2 separate regions of the Homo sapiens genome follow, and region 1 is linked to region 2. A link is an interaction called in ENCODE POLR2A ChIA-PET data of the cell type or tissue named here. Cell type or tissue: MCF 10A. All regions are shown on one strand. Links, peaks and the distances in the headings refer to the core of each region. The heading gives the core; the rest is flanking DNA.

The links. Peaks named below come from ENCODE experiments on the same cell type or tissue, not always from the same donor. Only the 100,000 strongest peaks of a DNase experiment are listed, where the experiment ranks them.
Region 1: POLR2A ChIA-PET joins it to region 2 with 6 read pairs; 6 of 35 experiments call an interaction of 5 or more read pairs at or near these places.

What each region holds. Positions count from the first base shown.
Region 1 is chr12:63,862,170-63,867,550 of GRCh38, reverse strand. The region is part of intron 1 of SRGAP1 (SLIT-ROBO Rho GTPase activating protein 1); the gene reads right to left. Among named protein-coding and RNA genes, the nearest start is that of SRGAP1, 20 kb to the right of the region's middle. In MCF 10A, for the core only: no CTCF peak of the experiment used is centred there; a DNase peak (open chromatin) is centred at 5,160.
Region 2 is chr12:64,168,612-64,173,992 of GRCh38, reverse strand. No RefSeq gene overlaps it. Among named protein-coding and RNA genes, the nearest start is that of KICS2, 51 kb to the left of the region's middle. In MCF 10A, for the core only: no CTCF peak of the experiment used is centred there; DNase peaks (open chromatin) are centred at 2,052 and 3,822.

The DNA.
Region 1 (5,381 bases), core at 193-5,192, 310 kb after region 2:
TGAGGTTCCAGAGTAGCCATAATTTGAATTGGCTTTATCCAAGGTCTCAACCTCTATACTGTGTTGACTCTTTAAATGAAGTTCAATCACTGAAACTGATGCAGATAAAAGTACAGAGGTGGCTATTGGTAAATGCCACCACTATTCCATTTGAAAGACAATCTTGTTTCTAAATCAAAAAGAAAAACAAGTAATATCAATAACTCCTAAAGAGATAACACAGCTCTTTATATGTTTATATGGCATGGTGCAGACCAGCACTACTCAGATGAAGGTCAGCAAACTGTTCATTTCAGATCCACAATGAGATAAGAGGCTTAGGCCAGAATCTAAAGCTTCACATCACTAACCACTGTTTAGTTTCGTAGCAAGATTTTCTGAATAAAGAAAGCAGTGCCAAGGCCAGGAGTGGTGGCTCACACTTGTAATCCCAGAACTTTGGAAGGCCAAGGTAAGAGGATCACTTAAGTCCAGGAGTTCGAGACCACCGTGGGCAACACGGCGAAATAAAAAAATTAGCTGGGAATAGTGATGAACGCCTGTAGTCCCAGCTACTCAGAAGGCTGAGGTGGGAGGATCAGTTGAGTCCAGGAGATTGAGGCTGCAGTGAGCCATGAGCGTGCCACTGCACTCTAGCCTGGGTGACAGAGTGAGAGCCTGTCTCAAAAAAAAAAAAAAGAAATGTTATGATTTACCTTATCTCCTCCCTTATCTCCCCAGAGACTGGTAACAAATGCATTGCTGACCAGCACTGGTCTATGAACTATGCTTGAGTAGCACTGGTATAGATGACACATTGTTGAGCAAAAAAAAAAAGAAAAAAAAAAGTCTATATTAACTATTCTACAAACGATCCCATTTGTTCAATAAGTAAATAAATAGATTAACTATTATAAATATAAATAAATACAAATTTTGCCATTGGAAGGATGTATTCAACTGGTACAAGTGTAATCATGGTTTTTGCATTGTTGAAATTTGCTGTCTGATATTGGAATACACATTCTTACATAAATGTGGTTATGTTATACATCATTTTAATGCATATTTCTCACTTTATGTTTTCTTGCTAATGACTTATTACTTGCTTTTTATTTTATATTTATTTTAGACAATGGAAATGATGTTAGACAAAAAGCAGATTCGAGTGATATTCAAGTTAAAAATGGGTCATAAAGCAGTGGAGACAACTCACAATATCAACAACACATTTGGCCCAGGGACTGCTTATGAACATACAGTGCAGTGGTGGTTTCAAGAAGTTTTGCAAAGGAGATGAGAGCCTTGAAGATAAGAAGCATAGTGGCTGGCCACTGGAAGTTGACAATGACCAGTTGAGAGCAATCATCGAAGCTGATCCTCTTACAACTACACAAAAAGTTGTCGAAGAACAACATCGACGATTCTATGGTCATTCAGCATTTGAAGCATATTGGAAAGCTAAAAAGCCTTGATAAGTGGGTGCCTCATGAGCTGAGCAAAAATAAAAAAAACGTCATTTTGAAGTGTTGTCTTCTCTTACTCTGCAAAATAACAACAAACTATTTCTCCATCGGATGTTGACATGCAACGAAAAGTGGATTTTATACCACAACCGACAACGATGAGCTGAGTGGTTGGACTGAGAGAAGCTCCAAAGCACTTCCCAAAACCAAACTTGCACCAAAAAAAGGTCATGGTCATTGTGTGGTGATCTGCTGCTTGTCTGATCCACTACAGCTTTCTGAATCCCAGCAAACCCATTACATCTGAGAAGTATGCTCAGCAAATGGATGAGATGCACCGAAAACTGCAACACCTGCAGCCGGCACTGGTCAATAGGAAAGGCCCAATTCTTCTCCATGACAATAGCCAAATGAACTTCACTCGACCAACGCTTCAAAAGTTGAAGGAATTGGGTTACAAAGTTTTGCTTCATCCACCATATTCACCTGACCTCTCGCCAACAGACTGCCACTTCTTCAAGTATCTCAATGACTTTTTGCAGGGAAAACACTTCCACAACCAGCAGGATGCAGAAAATGCTTTTCAAGAATTTGTTGAATCACAAAGCACAGATTTTTTTTTTGGCAGCGGCGGGTGGGGACTGAATCTCGCTCTATCGCCCAGGCTGGAGTACAGTGGCAGGATCTCGGCTCACCGCAACCTCCACCTCCTGGGTTCAAGCGATTCTCCTGCCTCAGTCTCCCAAGTAACTAAGATTATAGGCACCCACCACCATGCCCAGCTAATTTTTGTATTTTTAGTAGAGACGGGGTTTCGCCATGTTGGCTGGGCTGGTCTCGAACTCCTGACCTCACGTGATCTGCCCTGTGATCTGCCCGCCTCAGCCTCCCAAAGTGCTAGGATTACAGGAGTGAGCCACCGTGCCCTGCCTACGGATTTTTACTCAGAAAAACTTATTTTTCATTGGCAAAAATGTGTTGGTTATAATGCTTCCTATTTTGATTAATAAAAATGTGTTTCAGCCTAGTAATAATGATTTAAAATTCATGGTGCAAAAGTAATTGCACTTTTGCACCAATGTAATACTCTGAACCATTAAGAGTAGTTATCTTTGGAAAGGGGAGAACTTCCATTTTCTGCCTTATCAATCTCTATTTTAGCCAACAAGTTTATTTTTTTATATAACCATATAGTTATATGAGTGGAATTTTTTTTTCACAGATGTTTTATTTTCCCAGGCTAACAATTTTTCCTAATTCACTAAAGTTCATCCTTTATTTGGATTTCCTTTGTTTTTACCTAATGTTCTTTTCCTGTCGCAGGATCCTATCTATACAGCATATTATGTTTAGTCCCCATGTACTCCTTAGGCTCCTCTTGGCTACTAAGTCTTTTGCAACCTAACATTTATTATTATTGCTTTCAGGGCCAGAGTTCATAAAAGTGGTAATACTTTCACATATTTTGAGCATTCTATGTGACAGACAGTTCAACACTCTACTTGTCTCAGCAATGCTCTGAAATGGGTACTATCATTATCACTATTTTAATGGCAAGGAAAGTAAGGCAGAATGAGATTAAGTAATTTGCCCATAGTTAAACTGCCAGAAAGTAGCTGAGCTGGGAGATTTAGACCCTAGCAGTTTGACTCCTGAGGCCATGCTATAAACTACTAGGTTACATGAGATGTATACTAATCTACATGAGTGTGCTTATTTCAGAGTGTTATATGGTATCTGAAAATGGGACGTGGTATTATGAGACTGTGAAATACCCAAAAGATGAATAACCACAATGATAATAAAAGTAATTTTTATTCTGTTTCACAGTGCACAAGGCTTTCTGTACATTATTTCACAACGTAATTCCAAGATTGCTGGAGGAAATCTTGGAATTAAATGCTAAACAGAAAAGAACCTGAAGTACAGTTCCCGTCTTCAAAGAAGATGCTTATTCATAGATTAGGTATGTGGAGAATACTATTAAATTAAGTTTAACCTAAAGCTGCCTCCTCATATATTTTAAGTTTAGCCTAAAGGTTTCTCTGGACATAGTAAACTGAAACCTTAGTGGAAATATAAACAGACTAAAACCTCCTCTTGTGCCAGTGACCAAATTTTGGCCAATTAAAGGTGGCTGGGGGTTCAAACCGTATTCAAATAAGGCAAATGCTGAGCTGTAACCAATCCACCTGTTTCTGTACCTCGCTTCCATTTTCTATACATCACTTTCCCTTTTCTGTCCATAAATCTTCCACCATGTGGCTGCACTGGAGTCTCTCTGAGCTTATTACTCTGGCTTGGGAGGCAGCCCAATTCACAAATTGTTCTTTGCTCAATTAAACTCTGTTAAATTTAATTTGTTTAAAGTTTTTATTTTAACAATACAGATAGATGTGTATAATTAAAACTTAGCTCTAGAACAATAGTCTGGAAATCTTTCAAATATAGATTTTTGGTGACACATTTGAGAGTTCCCATAAACACTGTCAATACAAGTGCAACAGAAGTTCAATTAAAAATGGAGCAACTGTGGCTGGGCGCGGTGGCTCACGCCTATAATCCCAGCACTTTGAGAGGCCAAGGCAGGCAGATCACTTAAGGCCAGGAGTTCGAGACCAGCCTGGCCAACATGGTGAAACCCCATCTCTACTAAAGACACAAAATTAGGCAGGCATGGCAGCACATGCCTGTCATCCGAGCTACTTGGGAGGCTGAGGTATGAAAATTGCTTGAACCCAGGAGGCAGAGGTTGCAGTGAACCCAGATCATGCCACTGCACTCCAGCCTGGGCGATAAGGTAAGACACTGTCTCAAAAAAAAAAAAAAGAAAAAAAAAGAGCAACCTTTTGAAAAGAGCAACCATTTGAAAAGGCATTCATTCCTTTTTTGTAATACTGTACTCAGAAAACTCTTCTCTAAGAGACACAAAAACTAACAAATTTTCTTTTCTAAATCTCAAAACCTACCAGCTTTCTGTGCCGCATCATTATCAAGCAATGTCTCCACTGTCTGTCATGAAGTAAATAAAAGTGAAAACTTGTCACAGCCAAAGAAATGGTGAGCAAATTAATCAAGCCCTGGGGTCAGCCAAAGAAAACATTCCTCGCCTTTTCTAGTGCAAGTTTCTAAAAAGGTGCTCTTTTTCCCTACCTCTCCTCTAAGAACAGGGAATGGGCAGAACTCAGTCCTGCAGCAATGATCAAATCTCTCATTCACTGAGTTCTGGAATCTCCCCTGGTGCTTGAGGATTATAATTCAACTAAATGGTACTTGAACTGTGGTAATCAATATGAGCAGAAGGATAAAGCCATCACTTTCAAAGAAAACTTTGTGAACGGCATTGAGAAGACATCAAAAGAAATACACAGCGCCATTACATATGTAAAACAAGATGAGCAAACGGATGTCTTCCTGCTCCTTCTCCTTGGTAAATACTGTTCCAAAGCTGAATTCCACTGGTGAAAACATGCTAATTTCACAGCCAGACTAAAATCTGGATATCTTCAGAAGTGAAAAAGGTCTGACTTAAGATAAGCAGACACCTTTGTTCTATCTTAGTTGCTGGAGGTCTGTGAGAAGGAGCTGTTTGCATAAGCCGCACCTTCAGAATAATAAAAGTCAAGGGCAAAAGTCCATGTCTTCCACAGACCAACTGAGAAGGGAGTCAGAAATGACAGTCCAGTAACTGTGACATCTAATGCTTTAAGAACTGCTGGAATGTTTGTAAATGCTCGTCTTGTGCCAAGTTGGCTGTGACACCAAAAAGCCTGCAGGGTGGCACCTCCCCCGCAGGGCCTAGTGTCATAGGTCTCCACAGCCAGCCTTGGAGTAGGAAAGAATCACAAGGGATAATTTTCCTTAAACTACTACCTTTGCTGCATCTCACTAGTTTTGATATGTAAAGAATTAAGTTCTAAAAATGTTTTAATTTTC
Region 2 (5,381 bases), core at 175-5,174:
TAATCTGTAACCCCTCATTATTATAGATACACTACTTTACATGAAATCCTGCGGGAGGCTCAGTAGACCTTGCTGGGTCGAACACCCCCTGTATCCGAACTCAGGCTCTGTGACCTGAGGGTTCCAATCCTGCATAAGGAGGAGGCTGGGCTTTTGTCTGAGATCCTCCCCCTTTTTACTGCCTATTGCCTCCCTCCGGTGCCTGTGGATTGGCCTGCTGGAGCTATAACAAATTACCACAGGCCAGGTGACTTAGACAGCCGAAATGTATCTTATCTCAGTTCTGGAGCCTTGGAGTTCCAGATGGGAGTGTCAGCAGATCTGGTTTCTCCTGAGGCCTCTCTCCTGGGCTTGTAGATGGTGACCTTTACCCTGAGTCCTCATGTGCCCTTTCCTCTGTGTGCACATATCCCTGGTGTCTCTTATGTTTGTCCAAATTTCCTCTTCTTAAAAGAACACCAGTCAGATTGGATTAGGGCCCACCTTAACAGCATCATTTTAACCTAATCGCCTCTTCAAAGGCCCTGTCTCCAAATACAGTCACATCCTGAGTGCTGGGAGTTAGGGTTTCAACATATATTTTAAGGGGACACACTTCAGCCCATAGCAGACTGCAACACCATATTATTTTCATTGTTGATTGTTTCCAGCAACTCCCTGGCTGGGATCTGAAAGAAATGGTGACAAGCTTCATGAAATCAGACAGAAATACTTCACCATTCTCTGCAGTGTTGGGGCACAGGAGTAGGTAAGGGGTCAGGGGGTGGTAAGGAAGCAATCTCTTGATGTTCCTGGGAGCATAGCTGGGTTTCCTTGGCCTAGTGAGATGGACAACATCAGAAGGGGTTTGTGAGAAGTAAGGTGTTATTAAACGAGGCAAGAAGAGCAGATGGGGTGGGGGTGGGGGGCAGAAATGCCCTTTTTTTTAAAGGCCTCTTCTTGGACTAAGATTTGAGTTCCCTTAAGGATTACAAACTGAAGATTAAGATGCAAGACTGGAATAATTTTCAAATTTACACAAAAGTCTAGATTTGTAGGTTCTCTTAGATGATGTGACAACAGAGCCCATATTCCAGAGCAGAAATAATTTCTTGCTAACCTCCTTGGGCTTTATTAAAATAGCTTCTTTGCTTTCAAAGAAGATATGGCAGATGAGCTTCAGCCAAAGGAAGTGAAGCCAGTGATCACTCTATGAGCCATGCTGGAAGGCCCCAGCAGGAAGTGAAGAGGTGGCCATAAGGTGAGAACTGCTCATCTTGCTTGGGGCAGACTCAGTGTGTTCAGGGCTCCCAACCAACCTATAAGAAATAATCCATCAGAAAGGTGTCCAGCAATGTCCCCTGCAGGGAAGAAAGGGCATGAAGGTACTACCACCAACTGGCTTGCTGTTATAGTTAGGCAATCTTTTTCTTTCCTCCCTCCCTCCTTTCCTCTCTCCCTCCTCCCTTCTTCCTTCAGTCCTCCTTTTTTCCTTTCTCCCTTCATTCTTTCCCTCCTCCCTTCGTCCCATTTTTTCCTTCCTCCCTCCTCCCTCCTCTTTTCCTTCCTCCCTCCCTCCCTCCCTCCCTCCCTCCCTCCCTTCCTTCCTTCCTTCCTTCCTCCCTCCCTCCCTCCCTGCCTGCCTGTCTGCCTGCCTAGAGGTAGTGTTGGGGGTGGTAGATACTGGCTGCTGGGTCTGAGTCCAGGGACAGTGACAGAGGCAGTGATGTCTTCTAATCATTTCTGTGGCATAACCCTGAGTGAGTTCCTAGCTAGGAGACCCTCAAGCCTAATTTTCTGGTCTTCCTGCAGGTTCTCTGAACTACTAAAATAGCTTTAAATAAATTCAGCTTTTGCATAAATTATCCAGAGTCAGTTTATTTTGCTTGCCAAAATGAATGCTGATACTCTTTGTCCTCTGCCCAGACTTACTGGTCACAGACAAGAACCTTGAGATGGCCACAGGTCCCAAATTGTTATCCAAATTTCCAGAGAGACCCAGAGCCTGTCTTAGGGAGCCCCAGATGAGTCAGTCCCCAGATACATTCCATGACTCCTCATGGTAATAGTGTCACTTCCTTGAATGAGGAGCTTGAATGAGGAGGTAGGTGACCAACTCTTTCCAGCAGCAAATTATGCCCATTTTTTTTTTGTTCTTTGCAAATGAAACATGCTCAACAAGTTCAAACTAACTTCAATGGAATTTCTAGCTGTCCGTGTCCAAAGTCCCATCAATAGTTGTTCTCTTTTTCTTTAAGTATGAAAGTGTTTACTGGAAAGAAAAAAGAATTTCTCATATTCTGTGCTTTTCTCTTGCACAGAAAAATACAGCACCAACCTTAGATTTAATTAGAGTTAAATTATGACCCAAGCAGGAATAGGGGTCATTCTGAAAATCACAGACTTGGCAGAGACTTTCAGAAATTATTAATGCTGTTCCCCTATCTCTGGATTTAAAAAATTGGATTATGCAAGAAACCTGAGTGTTGGGATTGGGGGTGGGGAATGGAGTTCGAGAGAACCCTGGAAGTGGAGTAGGGAGTGGAGATAGCCAAGAAGCATCCTTTTCTTAGGTTGATTGGGTGTCCATCAGCTCTCCATCCCCAGTGAAGTTCCATCTCTCTCCTCCATACATTAAAATAATGCCTTAGTTTTTCTTTTATTGAAAAATTAGTAAATTTATTATCAATACTAAAAAGCAAACAAAACGGAAAGGAAAAATAGTCACCTGTAATTTCACTACTAGAAGATAATTACTGTTAATAATTTGGTGTCTGTATTAATCTAAACTGTTGCTAGTGACAACTCAAACTACCTTGAGTTAAAGAAAACGGAAATGCATTAGCATATAAAACTGCTAAGTCCAGGGTTATATATAGTTTTAGGCTTATCTGCATTTAAGGGTTCAGTGTCATGGGGGGTTTGCGTGAAGAAGTGAGATGATGTGTTCCCCTTTTTAAAGATTATTGACTTATTTTTGTCTTTAACTGTCTTTCCTGCTCATCAGAGCAGAAGGAATTCTTTCTTAAGTGTAGTATAAACATCCACCCTAAAAGCCTCTTCCCAGCAAAGAGCTGAGAAAGCTGTAGATGCTCATGGGGCTAAAACAAGCAGACTTTTGTGAGGTGCTAAGAGCTAAGTCACAATATAGATCCATAGCATGTACATTTAAAAAAAGAAGAGGAAAGGAAAAGGATGCCCATGTAAACCGTAAACAGTGGAAGTCTAGAACCGTTATGAAGCCTGTCTTGCTTCCAGCTGCATGCAGAAATGTAACATTGATATTTTTATCATTTATTCTCTGGATACCAGATTCCTTAACTCAGAAAGAAGGATACCAAATTCCTTAACTCTTTAACTCAGGGACTTTCTAGTTCATGGGAGTGCTTATCCTGACTCATAATTCTTCATAATTCTTCCTTTTGTTTCTTCCTTTTGTTTCCTATATCCATGCATACATAATTCTTCCTTTTGTTTCCTATATCCATGATATAATGACAAAGGGACAAGTAGAAAATTTACATGTATTAACAAGTTAATATATCTTGCATAGTTTAAAATAACATTACATTTTAAGTCAACTCTCTCTATTGCTTTTTCTAGAATAGCTGTAAATGAGAAAATGATCTCATTTGTTCCACCAGTTGGGCAAACTGACAAATAATTACCACCAAAGATATGCTAAGGAGAAAAGTACTTCCTTCACCTACTAGGCACAATTATGTGATATGTTGCCTGTAGCATCTGTTTTACTGAAATGCTTATTTACTCCTTCTGTGTAATTGTTTGAGCCTCTCAGTCATGTGCCAACATGTTCCTCTGATTCTTTGTGTTAGCGTTGGCAATTTTAGATTCGCTGCTTCGGAGGAAGCTGCTGCTGTGTTTACCCTGCAGGCAGGGATGTTGTCCAGTACTGTGCTTTGGACACAGCTCTCAAAAAGGCCAGCAACTACTCAACTGTTGGTGCTTCTTTGCCATATTCAGCATATCAGTACAGGACCAAGGAGACAACTACTGCATCCCCTGAAGCACTTCGAAGCAAGAAGGAACCTCAAGGCCCATAATATGGGAGGAATGAGAGCCTAAGAGGGAATAGATGGACTTTTGGAAATTTTACTGTGACTAGCAGTTAGAGGTTGGAGCGCAGGCAGTGTAACTCTAGAGTGTAATAAGGATGGTGCGGCCGGGCACAGTGGCTCATGCCTGTAATGCCAGCACTTTGGGAGGCTGAGGTGGGTGGATCACCTGAGGTCAGGAGTTTGAGACTAGCCTGGCCAGTATGGCGAAACCTCGTCTCTACTAAAAATACAAACATTAGCCAGGCGTGGTGGTGCGCACCTGTAATCCCAGCTACTCGGGAGGCTGAGGCAGGAGAATCGCTTGAACCCAGGGGCAGAGGCTGCAGTGAGCTGAGATCGCACCACTGCTATCTCCTGTCTTCACTGTGACCAATATATTTCCAGGTCTAGAACTTCCTGGTAATTATTTTACAGAATTTTTTCTGCTCATCTTGCATTGCCAAGACTCAGTTATCTTCATTCTAAGAATATTTCTCAATTCTAGTAGACTTTTAAAACCATGATCTGCATATGACCTAATATGAATTCTTCTTATTTTTATTTTCAGACGGGGTCTTACTCTATTGCTCAGTCTGGAGTGCAGTGGCACAGTCTCGGCTCACTGTGACCTCTGCCTCCCAGGCTCAAGTCAAACGATCCTCCCACTGAAGTAGCTCCTCCTGAGTAGCTGGGACCACAGGTGTGCACTGCCATGCCCAGCTAATTTTTTATATTTTTGGTAGAGATGGGGTTTTGCCATGTTGCCCAGGCTGGTCTGGAACTCTTGACTTCAAGTGATCTCCCCGCCTTGGCCTCCCAAAGTGTCGGGATTACAGGCATGAGCCACCATGCCTGGCCATGGATTCTTATTTTGAAATTTCCTCTATTCAATGTAAGTTATCCCCAGTTTCCATAAGTTATTTTGAGGGGTACATAAGCAGATATATTGGAACCCCTTCTTCCCTATTTACATCATTGGAGGCATTTGGTTCTCTGGCAATGAGGCTTACTATTTTTTCTTCATCAATACACTCCCATTCTAAACAAGATATATTGTAACTTTTCTTTTTCCAAGTGGAGATTTATGAGCTGTTATGGATGACCATTTTATTTATTTGTTTTGTTTTGGTTGAGTATTTTCTTTATTCAGTGAATATTATTATGTATCTTGTTTCACACCATGCTAAACAAATTTTCCTCATTTCTTTTTTTTTTTTGGAGACGAAGTTTGGCTCTTGTTGCCCAGGCTGGAGTGCAGTGGCATGATCTCAGCTCACCGCAACCTCTGCCTCCTGGGTTCAAGCGATTCTCCAGCCTCAGCCTCCCGAGTAGCTGGGACTACAG